Linked DNA regions of Homo sapiens: all the other regions are linked to region 3. The links are chromatin contacts, found by Hi-C or POLR2A ChIA-PET in ENCODE. All regions are on one chromosome and are shown on one strand. The core of a region is the stretch at or near the end of the contact, and the rest is flanking DNA. Distances in the headings are between cores, read along the strand shown.

The links. Hi-C counts contacts between places; a loop is a spot of excess contacts on that map. ChIA-PET counts read pairs that join two places held with the same protein, here RNA polymerase II (POLR2A). Pooled maps may share reads with other maps.
Region 1: a loop to region 3 is called in a pooled map, with 2.9 times the contacts of the local background. The contact joins the promoter of VPS37B here to the promoter of RHOF in region 3. A Hi-C loop is called at or near these places in 2 of 37 single-sample maps with no recorded cell type and 7 of 50 pooled maps.
Region 2: a loop to region 3 is called in a pooled map, with 4 times the contacts of the local background. The contact joins the promoter of BICDL1 here to the promoter of RHOF in region 3. A Hi-C loop is called at or near these places in 1 of 37 single-sample maps with no recorded cell type and 4 of 50 pooled maps. POLR2A ChIA-PET finds 5 or more read pairs at or near these places in 1 of 52 experiments (CD8-positive, alpha-beta memory T cell).

What each region holds. Positions count from the first base shown.
Region 1 is chr12:122,893,277-122,897,688 of GRCh38, forward strand. VPS37B (VPS37B subunit of ESCRT-I) reads right to left here and starts at 2,848. Exons shown (of 4, transcript NM_024667.3): 1 at 2,676-2,848. The coding sequence starts at 2,786. RefSeq lists an enhancer at 2,512-2,661 and a silencer at 2,842-2,991.
Region 2 is chr12:119,986,041-119,990,497 of GRCh38, forward strand. It overlaps BICDL1 (BICD family like cargo adaptor 1), which reads left to right and starts at 3,196. Exons shown (of 10, transcript NM_001367886.1): 1 at 3,196-4,257. The coding sequence starts at 3,829. RefSeq lists silencers at 2,744-2,803, 2,824-3,463, 3,744-3,833, 3,884-3,953, 3,964-4,173 and enhancers at 2,867-3,840, 3,841-4,457.
Region 3 is chr12:121,791,481-121,795,772 of GRCh38, forward strand. RHOF (ras homolog family member F, filopodia associated) reads right to left here and starts at 2,208. Exons shown (of 5, transcript NM_019034.3): 1 at 2,016-2,208; 2 at 1,672-1,759. The coding sequence starts at 2,153. It overlaps LINC01089 (long intergenic non-protein coding RNA 1089), which reads right to left. Exons shown (of 4, transcript NR_152740.1): 4 at 3,787-4,292. It also overlaps a transcript of SETD1B not described here. RefSeq lists enhancers at 1,279-2,110, 2,116-2,656, 2,603-2,652, 3,197-3,737, 4,033-4,202 and a silencer at 1,583-2,122.

The sequences.
Region 1 (4,412 bases), core at 1,598-4,097, 1.1 Mb after region 3:
GCATCATCTCACCTGATCCTCACTCTATGAAATAGGTATTACTGTCATATTATCCTTTTCCAACAGATACTCAGGCAGGTGAAGTGACTTGCCTGCAATCACACAGCTGGGAAGCGGCCAAGTCCAGTCTGGAGTGTGTGATTCCAAAACCAGAATGTTCTTTAACACGCCATCACAAATGTTCCATTTGGTCAACAGTTCATAAAATATTTTCTTCTATTGTGTCTCACAATTACCCCCAACATAAGCCAATGCATAGCATTACCAGATGAGTGAAACTACCATGACCAAAAATTTCGGTTCACATTACACCCATTCCGAGAAAGGCACACCACACATGACCAGGACGACAGGATTGACAGTGATCCTCGCTAGGTGAGCTAAGGTATTTTGGTTTTCAAGTTGTTTCCTTGTTTTAAAAGCACTACACCCAGAAAAGCAAACTACTGCTGAGTAATTTAATGTGAACTATGCAGGCTTATCAAGTGGAGTCGCTCAGGCCTCAATACTTCTCTTGGGTATTCAGGTATGAAGGTCACTTTTACTCAAAAAAAAAAAAAAAAAAAAAAAATCCTGCCAGATGAATTTACCTTTCTCTTTAAAAAATAATCTTCAGGTTCTGAGGTAGAGGAAACAGGTGAGGTTGTCCCTAACAGCCTCCAAGTGAACAGAATGAACTTGATTCTTTCCACAAGCTTCCCTCCACTAAAGGCAGTTTATTTCTATTAATGTTCCACCAACAAAGCTACAGTACTCAGTTCTTACTGCAACAGAATAGTCACATATACCAAAATAACTTGTAGGCAGTGTTACACATTAGAAAAATATACCTATCATTTTATTATTAAACCAGAAAAACCCTGCTGACAATCAACAAAAGGTCTCCCAGCAACTGAAAAGCAGAGAAACTAAGCAAAGATTTTTTCTTTGGAGACATGAAACTCATTCAGCTAAGAAGGATGGATTTTATCACTTATTATTCTCCAAAATGGAAGGTGCCACATGGAGACCATAAACGGGGTACACTGCATCTTGGAGCAACGTTATTATGTGTCAAGTTACAAAGCCCATGAATACAAGGGGTGTATTAATGGAAAGACTGATACCATCTTACTACAGTGGCCTCTCTGTAGCTCCGGACAATGATCTGTTGAGGGTTTTCCAGGGATTTTGAATGTGCAACCTCCATACAAGCTCTCTTTTAAGGGGGCTGGCTTGGTGCTGAACAATCCCTCTTCGGAAAGAAAGCCAAAAGCCCCCACACGGGCTCCTGGGTGAGAGGCTCAGCACTGTAGGCGTGGGAAGGCTCAGACTTCAGAGACATAAAGGAGTGGTAGGTGGGCCAGGAAGAGCTGGGATTAGCCTGGGCCCACCTGCCTGGAGGAGAACCAGACCCAAAAGATCAGACTTTCCGAGAATGAGTCCAAATGGGTTGAGAGAAAGGGAGCACACACTGCAAATCTGCAAGGATGAAGTCAGTTACCCGAGAGCAAACCACACCTCAAGGTGTGAAGGAAGATAACCAGAAACAGGAGCTGGCACATGCCTTCCAGGGGCTGGGCAAGGCTTGACTCTCAGAGGTGAGGGTTGGCAGCCAGCCCCAAACCCCCATTTTAACTTCTTCCTGAAACTGCTCCAGGAACCTTCCTTAGTCCCAGACACGTGGGACGCAGTGGTACAAAGCCAGCCACACTAAATTTCCCACCTTCCCTTCCTCGGTGGAGGGGGCAACCCTTACAGAAAAACGTATCCTGTCGCCACCCTTAGGCCCATCCACGAACTCCCGTAACTCTGCTGGGGCCACTTCAAAAGAAGTCAGACTCCAGGGGCATTATTGGGACCCCTTAGATACATGGAACCTTCAAACCTTACCCTGGCTATGGTATGACCATGGACTCCTGCCTCCAAACCCTGGGCTGGGGACCCTCGCCCAACCCTTAAAGAGCCTCAGAACCACCTCATAGACTCAGCTACAGACCCTCAGCCTCCCGAACCCATCTTGGAACCCTCAATCCTCTCCTAAGAGTCCTATTTGGATAGTCCACTCAGTCCCCCAAAACCTACTCTGATCCCCTATAGCTGCCTCAGTCCCCCTGGTTGTCCCCAACCTTTCCTCTCAAAGGAAACCCCCCAACCTCTACCAGATCTAGCTCTTGGTCCCCCTCAGTCACCCCTAATCCTCGCCTCCGACTCAGCCCTTATTACTCTCCCCGCTCCTCCGACCAAACCAATCTCAGATCCCCCCAGTTCCGTCCTCTTCCGCCTAGACCCAACGATAGCACTCTAATCCCCAAATTCCCATTCCAGGCTCCCTAATCTCCACTTCAGACCCAGCCTTAAGTCTTCAGACCCAGCCTTAAGTCCTCAGCCCCACAAAACCTTGTCTCAGGACCCCCAATCGGCTCCCCAAGCCCCGTCTCAGGACCCTTTTTCCCGCCTCCGCCCTAGTCTCGGTCCCCTCAGTGCCTCAAACCCCCTCTCAGGCCCCCTATTCCTGCCTAAGCACCAGTCGCGGTTCCCTGGCTCCCGCACCCCGCCCCAAGCGCCCCCATTTCTAGCCCAGTCCCCTCAACACGACCGGAGGCGCCGCGGTCGCCTCCGCCTCCGGCCACCGTTCGAGGAGCGAACCCCGCTCGAGGCCTCACAGCCGCCGCCTTAAGCCCAGCTCGGCTCACCTCCTCCATCTTCTGCACCATCTCCGTCAGCTGGCCCTCGTCCTCCAGCAGCTCGTTGAGCTGCACCAGCGACAGCCCGGCGAACCGGGCTTCGCTCCCGGCGCCCGCCATCCCCACGTCTCGGCCGTCGTCGCCACCGCCGCTGCGGCCACCAGGCTCCGCCGACCGGAAGCGCCGCCCTCAAGGGCCGCCCCCCGCGGGGGGGACACGTGACGCCAGCCCTGGGTCGTGACGTCATCACCGCGCGGGCGGGCGGACGTGACGTAAGTGTCGCGGCTCGCTTGGAGTGGAATGTGTCAGGGACAGTCGGGACTTCTAAAGGGAGGGGAAGGGCCCTATGATTGGGCTGTGACGCGTGAGCGCATTAATGACGTCACTGCGGCTCGGGAGAGCGCGCCATGAGGTCATAAGAGCCTTTTTCCTCCAGGAAGAGAGATACCGCGATCCAAGGAAAACAGGCAGTGGGAAGGAAGTTCCCGCAGCCTGTGAGCCCAGCCCGATGCACGGAACCCAAAAGACAGAGACTTCATGGGGAAACAACTTTAGGTGTCATTGGTTACTTGGAATTGTGGAGCTGCCACGTCATTCATTTAACAAATATGTTTTGAGACCTACTCTGTACTGGGCATTGAGTATACAGTTCTGAATAAAGCAAAACGGACCCCTGCTTACATGGAGCTAACAGAATGAAAGAGGACGCAAACAAAACAAGAAATAAGTAAAATAATTAGGCGATCACAAATAAGGGAATGGACACTGAAATAAGAAAATAAAAAGACCTTTAGGGTAGTAAGAGATGGCACTTTCGGAGAAGGTGGCGTCTAAGGAAATGTGAAGGATGAGAAGGGAGGAACCAGCCACCATTCCTGTAGGAAGCTCAAGGCAGCAAAACCAGCACGTGCAAAGGCCCTGGGACAGGACTAACTTGGTGCATTCAGGAATGGGAAGAAGGCCAGTAAGGCTGGAGCATTTTGAGCAAGGACCCATTGAGTGGCCCCTTTGCATCACCTCAGAGGAAGGTGCCCAGACATCCAGGTGGGCCAACCTGTGCTCTTTCAGAAACAACACGATTTAGGGTGCAGTCGCTCTCAGTCTCTCAGCTACCGGGAAGCCTCTTAAGATCCAGGAGCCTGGGAACTCATTATCCTACTTTGGAATCTGTCACAGTTCTAGTTAGAAGAAACCTAAGGCTGAGGTTAACCATGACAGCCCCCTAATTTTACACATAAGGGAACTGAAGCCCTGAGAAGGGGAAATTTTTTGGGCTTTTGCTTTGTTTCTGAAAATCAAGTAATTGGCAGGTCTCCTGGCTCCCAGTCTGGCGTCCACCACGCTGGCATCATAACACACTGACCTCGTCTCATAACTCAGCTCTGAACACAGTCGAGGCATTCAGCAAATGCTTATCGGCAGACTTAGGGGCTTTGTGTATAAAGCTGATTCTTCTGCAACTCCATGGGTAAAACATAAGGTCTGTGTTCTCCATCCATACGTTAGGCTGGGCTCTGCCAACCTCTTCTCTCCTTCCAGCCCGTTGTACTAAGGGCTCGTGTTTGCAGAAAAATGATGAAAGTTAGAGGAACTATTGCTTTTTTTATTTTTTGAGACAGAGTCTTGCTCTGTCGTCCAGGCTGGAGTGCAGTGGTGCGATCTCAGCTCACCTCAATCTCCGCCTCCTGGGTTCAAGCGATTCTCCTGCCTCAGCCTTCCAAGTAGCTGGGACTACAGGCATGCGCC
Region 2 (4,457 bases), core at 1,946-4,445, 1.8 Mb before region 3:
CCCAAAGTGCTAGGATTACAAGCATGAGCCACCGTACCCGGCCCAAGAGTGTAATGAGATTCTGAGACCAAAATGTTTAAGAACCACTATTTTGAATAGTTCTGCAAAGTTGGGCTGGTTCTCCCAGAAAGACAGTGCTTAGAGCCAAACCTACTGTAAGAAGTGAACATTTCCTAGTAAGGTTCAGCAGTGGAACATTGTTAGGAAGGAAATTCAGAAGCTGGAGTTAGAATTGTAACAGTTCATTTTCACAGTAACAGATAAGTGGAACAGATTAGGACCATTGGGCTCAAGGCAGGCAAACAAAGTCATTTTTTGAAAGATAGGCTGCATGTCTGCATTAAGGAAAAAGAGCTGAAACTCTTTTTTTTTTTTTTTTTTTTGACAAGTTCTTGCTCTGTCACCCAGACTGGAGTGCAATAGTATGATCAGGGCTCACTGCAGCCTTGATCTTCCAGGCTCAACTCACCCTCCCATCTCAGCCTCCTGAGTAGCTGGGGCTATAGGCACACACCACCATGCCTGGCTAATTTTTTTGTATTTTTTGTAGAGACGGGGTTTTGGCCATGTTGTCCAGGCTAGTCTCAAACTCCTGGGCTTATAAGACCCTCCCACTTTGGCCTCCCAAAATGCTGGGGTCATAGGCATGAGCCACCCAACTGGTGGAGAGACAGGATCTTGCCATGTTGCCTGTTATAAGTAAAATGTTTATTTAGAAACAGAATGCTTGTTCCTCGGTACCACGAGGAAAAATCAGCATTTAGAGAGAAAGTTTTCTCAGCAATGCAATTTTAGTTTCTGCAGAAAGGGTGCTCCTTGCAGCTGGAACAATGGCAAGAGCACACCTGAATAAAGGAAAGAAGCAATTTTTATCCCTTACGCAGTTTGTCCCTGCTACTGTGCCTTGTCTCCATTGGCTGGAGCCAGACCTTACAATTTAAACTGAACCTGATAGGCTAACAACTTAAAACTTTTCTAAATAGGTAAAAGCAATGGAGAACAAAGGAAAAGAGGAAGTTATTTATGAAAAGACTTAGAAAAGTAGTAACATTCCCAAATAGGGAAGGGGCATAGGCTGCAAGCTGGGACATGCCAGTGAGCATGTCCAGCACAGGTATCTTGGTTAAAGTACATGGACATAGAATGTACTCATTCCCTTAGATCTAACAGCTACATAGGAAAGGGCTTAACAGAGAGTTATTAGCATAAAATAAGGTGGCTTGAAGGAAGTTAGTCTTTAAAAGAAACCATTATTTCTAACACTTATTATTCATTCTTTAACAAGAAGGGAAGCTTTGAAGAGGAAACTTTACTTTCTACATTGTCCAAGCTGGTCTTGAACTCCTGGGCTCAAGCAATCCTCCTGCCTCAGCCTCCCGAAGTGCTGAGATTATAGGCAGGAGCCACAGAGCCTGGCCCTGTTTGTTCTTGATGTGTCTCCAGACATATTAGGGAGAAATTTGTCCTTCTGTGATTCAAATAAGACAAAAGGAAGTGGCAATTGGATCTCACCTCTGGCCCACAATTCCAGCTCAAGGTGGGAGGTCATAATAAAAAGTGTTAGAACATTTCCTTGCTGGAATGGTAACATGGTCAACTGCAGAAATTTAGCTCTAAGATTGATGTGGGAATCCCTCAACTGTCTGTCTCCTTTCCAGTCAACAAGTGAACAATGCCAGCCCTGAGGCCCAGGAGCTTTTCAGATTCTGGCCTTCAGTCTAAGGGTAACGATGTTAAAACTTGAATATTGTTTAGGCTCTGAATTTAATAAGCGATAAAAACCATGAGAAACTATTTGACCCATTTCAGCCTCTTGATGTTCTGAAATTTCCATCTCACTGGGATGAAAAGAAGAAAGGCATGATCCAAGTAAAAAATGGGTTGTCTGTCCAAGAGGAAAAGGAAGCATAGGGACGAATTCTAGCTTTAGATGGGATTGTTTCTGGAAATAGGAGACACGTAGCACCACCAACGAGGTCAACACCAAGGAATGACTGCAAGTCACCCAGTAGGCTCTCCAAACCTTCCTTTAATCATTGAGGAAATGTTCCTTCCATATCCACCCAATCCATCTTGGTCACAAAGGACCATTTATCTTCCTCAAGACTGCTTCTATGTGAAGAAAATAAAGAATAATGATTCACGTGATCCCTGGCGTCGGCCTGGCTAGATCTCAATCCTGACTCTACCAGTTGTAATGACCTGGGCAGACGATGCCATCTCTCAGGCTTTAATTTCCTTCTCTGTTAAAATGACAAGCGGCAGTACTGATTTTATAAAGTTCTTGTGAGGATTATCTAAAATAATGACTATCAAGCACTTAATACAGGACATGGCACACACTGAGTGCCGAATAAACGGTAGTTATTATTAGGGAGGTTCTTTGCTTCGTATTCCCATCTGTGAGCAGTTTTTTCCGTTATTTCTCCGCAGAAACCCTTTCTCTCCGGGCTGCTGATCTGCGAAGCATCTGGTCCTTCATATCCCTGAGTCATCAGCATGAAGATGCCTGGTTTCCGAAGTCCTCCCTCCTCCTACTGCTCTCTAGGGCTCCCTCTCCTGACTGCTTAGTTCTCCTGGGGGCCCAGACCTAAATTTCGTGAGGGTATGTCTTTCTCGGGGCCGGGTCACCAGTCTTGGAGGAATGTCCTCAGTCCCCTTTGCCCCAGACACCACCAGAGATGCGGCAACAGAACTCTGAGGCGCGCCCCGGCTTCCAAGTAGCTGGGGGCGGGGCCGCGCCTGGAGGTGAGCAGCAGGCGGTGGGCGGGGCCGCGCTCCGTCCGAGGTGAGAGCGAGGCCGGGTGCGAGGCCACACCCCGAGGTACGAGAGCTGAGGGCGTGGCCACACCCCAGCTCTGAGCGAGGCTGAGGGCGGAACCGCACCCCGAAGTGGGTGCAAGGCTGGGGGCGTGGCCGCGCGGTGAGGCAGCCAGGACCGTGAGGGATGCGCCAGCCGCCTCCGCAGGCGGCGCGCGCAGCCGCCCGCAGGGCGTGAGGCAGAGCAGGGGTTAAGGCCGCCGGCGCCACCTGGGCGTCGCTGAGGAGACCCGCGAGCCGGCGAATCCCGCGCGGGCGGGGCGAACAGGTGCCCGCGCGCGTCAGGCGCCGGCAAGGGGCGGGGCGAGGGGACGCGGCCGGAAGCCCGGGGCGGGGCGCTGCCGGCCCGGTGAGCCGGGAGGAGCCGGGGAAGGCAGGAAGGAGCTCGCCGGGTTGCGCGGCGCGCGATGTGGAGCCGCCGCCTCGGCCCCTGCAGCAGCAGCAGCCGCCGTCGCCGCCGCTGCTGCTGGGGCTGCCGCGGAGCCGGGGGTCATGGAGTGCGGCTGCAGAGAGCGGCCGCCGGCAACAGCAGCAGCAGCAGGAAGCGTCGCGGCGACAGCGGAGCGCAGCCCGCCCCGTGAGGCGCTGCCCGGCCGGCGGCGGCAGCAGCAGCAGCAGCGGCAGCGGCAACAGGGCGGCTGAGAACCCGGCGGCGGCGTTCCTCCTCGCTTCCTCCCCTCCCGCTTCGCCGACCCTCAGTCTCTGTTCCTGAGTCCTCCCTTCCCCAGCCTTCCCGTTCCCACCACCTACTCCGCCACTACCCCCACCCCCTCCTCCCGCGCGCGCCTGAGCAGCTGAGCCCGGGGGCGGGGGAGGGGGCGCGTGCCGCCGGCGCGGGGGAGGGGCGGGCCGGCGCGCGCCGCGCCCAGGGCTCGCGGGGACCCGGGGGCGCGTGCCGCGGCGCGAGGCGAGGCGCGGGACGCGGGGCGGCGCGGCAGGGCCCCTCCCCCCTGCAGCCTGGCGCGCGCGGGCCGGGCCGCACCGCTGCGGGCTCCGCGCGCGCGGGCCATGTCCGCTTTCTGCCTGGGCTTGGTCGGCCGCGCTTCAGCACCCGCCGAGCCGGACAGCGCCTGCTGCATGGAGCTGCCCGCCGCGGCCGGGGACGCAGTCCGGAGTCCCGCCGCCGCCGCCGCCCTCATCTTCCCCGGGGGCTCCGGGGAGCTAGAACTGGCGTTAGAGGAGGAGCTGGCGCTGCTGGCGGCCGGGGAGCGGCCGTCCGACCCCGGGGAACACCCTCAGGCCGAGCCTGGGTCTCTGGCCGAGGGGGCCGGACCGCAGCCGCCGCCCTCCCAGGACCCCGAGCTGCTGTCGGTGATCCGACAGAAGGAGAAGGATCTGGTGTTGGCGGCCCGGCTGGGTAAGGCGCTGCTCGAGAGGAACCAGGACATGAGCCGGCAGTACGAGCAGATGCATAAGGAGCTGACAGACAAGCTCGAGGTGAGGACCTCCCTCCAGGGATGGGTGGGGAGCAGGGGCCGCCCAGGCACGCGCCCGGCCCTGGGCAGTTAGGGAACCACTCACCCCCACTTCGTTGCTCACCCTACCTCGCAGAAAATCTGGAATGAATGGGGGAGGGAGGATGGAGGATTATCAGATTTCGTTGAACCCACTTGACTTCCCCACCCCGCTCACAGCAA
Region 3 (4,292 bases), core at 958-3,457:
GATGGCAGGAACAGGATGGGACCATGGATGGGATCCCCATGGTGCCAGTGGTCGCCTGCTTCTGGTGACTGTAGCAGGGGATGCTCCTCCATCCCTCTGGTAGCAGCTCTTAGCACAAATTCTTCCTACAGCAACTTGCAGCTTTCCAGAATCTCCACAACTCAATCTACTCTGACATGTTCCTTGAGCATCTCTCTCTGGGCAAGGCCAGAAAGGCCATCCCTGTTCTTATGATGTGGAGGCTGCCCTGAACAGTGAACCCCGGGACCTGATAGGGGAGGCCCTGATGGCAGAGGAGGAGGAAAGAAAAAACCTCCTGACCTCTTGCAGGGCAGTGGGTTGCTGTGAATGTCTCCACCCAGCAGCACTTGACTCAAAAAGTGGGTCAATGACCTTGCCCCTCCCTGGCTACTGCACAGGAAACATGAGAGTAAAGGTGTCCCAGACCATGACTTTTACTACCCCCGGGCCACGCCCCGGGAATTCCTCTGATGCCTCAGCTCTCCCAGCTCACCAGGGGCTAGAGACAGGCGCTGTTTTGGGGTTGGCCCTACAGGGCCCACATCCCACAAAGACAGGTTCCTCAGAGGCCACGATAGGACCTGCTGAAGTCGGAATGGAGGGGGGCTCTGAGCTAGGACAGCCCCTTTTCGGGTCCTCTCCAAGGTCTAGGTGGGGGTGGAGGTGTCTGGATTTTGGCTCCATCCTAGGTCAGTGTCTGACCTCACCTCACACACACAAGGCTTGGCTGGCCGGAGAGGGCCACCGGATGACGTGGTTCCCTGCAGGTCACTAAACACTGAGTCACAGAGGTGGGGTGAGGCCCCACCTGGGGATCTCAACCTTTGGTCCCCAATGTTGATGAAGCCCAGATGGGAGTCAGGGTCCTCCCACTGACTGTTTCTCCTGTCCCCACCCCTCACAACACCGACTCCCAAGCAATTGCACATAAATCCGTAAACCACCCGTGGGGGCCTGCAGGTGGCAGGCAGAGCCTGGTGTGGGGCCCCTGCCCCCAGTGCTCTGTTCCTTCCTCAGTTCATTTTCTACACTGTCTGGTTTTGTCCCAGGGAACTAGGAAAGCACAGAAGTAATTGTAGCCACGCAATTCCAGAACCACCAACTGCAAGCCGTGGAATCCTGGGAGCTGCAGACACAGAACTCGCATCCACAGGACCCCAGAGCCTCAGGCTGCAGAGCGCAGGCCACAGAGCCCTGGAGCCACAGGCTGATCTGCAGCCGGGAGCATCCCAGAACCACAGGACCCAGACACACAGCCCAGGCAATCCGAGCACCAAGGGACTCAAATCTGCAGCTCACAGAGTCTGCAGAGACCACAGCAGGTAGCGCAGCAATCCTGGAACCATGGGAGGCCCAAGAGCAGCCCACTGCTTTCTAGAACCACAGGAGAGGAACGAGCTGTGGGCTCTCAGCACAGAGCTGGGAGGGTGGCCCCAGAGTTCACCTCCTCCTCCAAACACCTTCCACTTACGTATAGGGCTTGGCCTCTAGGGCCCCGCAGCCAGCGCCCCTGAGCGGCCTCCAGGAGTGAAGAGCCGGCCAAGGCCCTGCCAAGGCTGCAGGGCGGGGACACCCAGTGGGGGACGCCCGGGAGGGGAAACCCTTCGGGCGGGCGGACCCTCGGGCCCCCCGGCGCGCAGGCGCACTCACCGGCCGTGTCGTAGAGGTTCAGGGTCACCTCCTTGCTGCCAACGGTCACGCTGGCCGTGTACTTCTCGAACACCGATGGGGCGTAGTGCTGCGGGAGAGGGGGTCGGGTTGGTCCTTAGTGGGGCCGGCGGGGGCCAAAGTTCCAGCTGAATCCACTGTCCACCCCCCTCACTCGTCCCGGATCAGCCCCCCCTCACCCCGCTGGGCTCTGGAATTCCCGAGGGGGCGCCCCGGGGTGGCGGCCGCCTGTCCGTGCTCGGGACGCTGGGGACTGAGGGTCGGGGCTCTGGGCTCAGGGTAAGGGGCGTCCCTCGCCCCCACCCCAGCCCCGCTGCGGGCCTCACCTCGGGGAAGGAGCCCTGGCTGTACACCATGAGCAGCGAGGTCTTGCCGCAGCCGCCGTCGCCCACGATCACGATCTTCAGCTCCTTCCTGCCCGGACCGGGGGCGGCGGTCTGGGCCAGGGCCCCGGGGGCATCCATTGCCCGGAGCCCGCAGCACTGGCGGCGGCGCGCCGGGCACTAGCGGAGCCAAGAGGTCGGGGGCGGGGCGGGGCCGGAACCAGCCCCGCCCACTCGGAGCAGCGCCGCCTCCGCCAGGCAGCCTCCCGGCCGACCTCCCAGCCTCAGTTTCCTTTCTGCTAAGGTCTCAGCCCTGGGTGTGGGTATTCAGCTCTCAGTCCCAGGGATACTGCAGCACCGGAAAAACGGGGCTCAGCTGCGAGCAAAGCTCCCACCCCCAACCCACCGCCACCCTCCGCGCGTCACGTCGCGCCCCTCGCCGGCGAGACCCGATCGTGGCTGCCCAGCGACTCCAGGTGCCCCTGATTAGCAGGCTCCGCCTTCGGCAGGGACCCTCTGATTGGCTGGCGCGGCCAGACAGGGTCTCCCGGATTGGCTGGCTGTGCCTCCGCACCGGGTTCGAGAAGCCCCCGGCCTCCAGCTCCGGGAAGAGCCCCTCAACTTTGCACTGCCCCAGCGGTGTGGCTTGGCACATGTCCGCCTCTGGCCTCAGCTTCCCCACAGGAGGTAGCGGCGGTGGCACCAGGGAAGATGCTGACGCGAGAGTCATGTCTGCCCACCTCGCCTGGGCCAGGGACGCCAGCGTGCACGCGGGTTCGGGGTGAGGGACTGGGCTCCGCTTACCCGCACCCCGACCCTGGGCTGCAGGGTGGACGTCTGACGCCCTCTGCCGGGCAATCGCCTCGGCGCCGGCCGCTCCGGGCGCAGGTTGGCCCGAAACCACTAGGGGCGGCCGCCTCCTTCCGGCAGGAGCCAGAGGCGTGAACCACGCAAGACGTCGTCAGGGAGGGGCAGGTTGGAGTAGCTCTAGTTGAAGTCAACTTGGTCCCTCTCCTGGAGCTTTGGAGACTGATAACCCCACACCCACCAAGAAATGTAAGAAAATGCGTTTCCTTGCCAGCAGCCACATGTCCTTCATCCCAGGAATCCCCCCAACTCTCCCATCCCCTGATCAAAACAGCTTATTTGTTGAGCACTTACTGTAGGCAGTGCTATCAGGGCTGCTGGCTGAATTACCCGTAACCCCCACCCCTCCTCTTACTCCTCACCCTGGGCGGGCTGACTGCCCTCTGCACCACCCAGATGAGTCGACAGGGTGGCAGAGGGACCCCCCCCTGGAGCCGGTCCACGGCAGACAGGCACGAGAGCATGGCCGAGAGTGGGATCCTACCAGCTGGGGTAGGAAGAGCCCATTTCTAACAAAACCCCCAACAGCAGCATGGTTGGGGGCAAGTGGCCTTCGTAGTTTCCTCAGATAGGGGCTGGCAGGACTCAGGATCTTTTTGCTGGCGACCCCACCCCGAAGACTCCCAGTTTTCAAGGTCTCGGCAAGGGTCATGTAAACCTCACTTCGTGGAGGAAAACCGCCAACCTGGCAGTTCCATGGTCAAGGTTCTCACAGTGCAAGCAAGGCACGGTCTGACCACCAGAGGGCAGCAGCGACCGCCCACAGAATCCCAAGACCACAGCAGAGCTGGGAAGGGGAGGCCGGGGAGGCACCCCAGGTTCTCAGTGGACGCCCTCTTCAGGCACTGGGCAAAGGGTAATCTCCTGGGTCAAGCACCCCCTAGACAAATGCACAGCAACTCATCCATTCCTTTTTTGCAACACGTTTATTGAGAGGCAGTTGTGCTCCAGCCTTCCAGGAGGTCACAGTCTTAGGGGAAGCAGTGCAATGGAGGTTGGAAGCAGGGGAACCCTTTACTGAAGGCTGAGCGCTGGCTGGCACACTAGGCCTGGCAGCACTGGAGGGCAGGCAGGGAAAGTAGGGTGGGTAACCCAGCCTGGCAAATGCACGGCAGCTAGAAAACCTCTTCAGGTTCTGGGGTGGCTGGGCCATGAGAGGGGAGGCCAGGCAGGGCTGTCAAGGTAACCGGGGTCAGATCATGGAGTTGCCTGCCAGGCTCCACAGGAGTGGGGGACAGAAGCAGAGCAACCCAGCTACCAGCCGGGCCCTGAGCTCCCTCAGGGTGACCAGGGAGGAGCTGTGACTGGCTGGGGAGGCAGGGCTGGGGCCGAGGTTCCCCAGGACGACAGGAGGGAGCCAAGGCACTCTAAGAGGTGGAAGAAGAGGACCAGAAGCTGGTGAGTGCATCACTG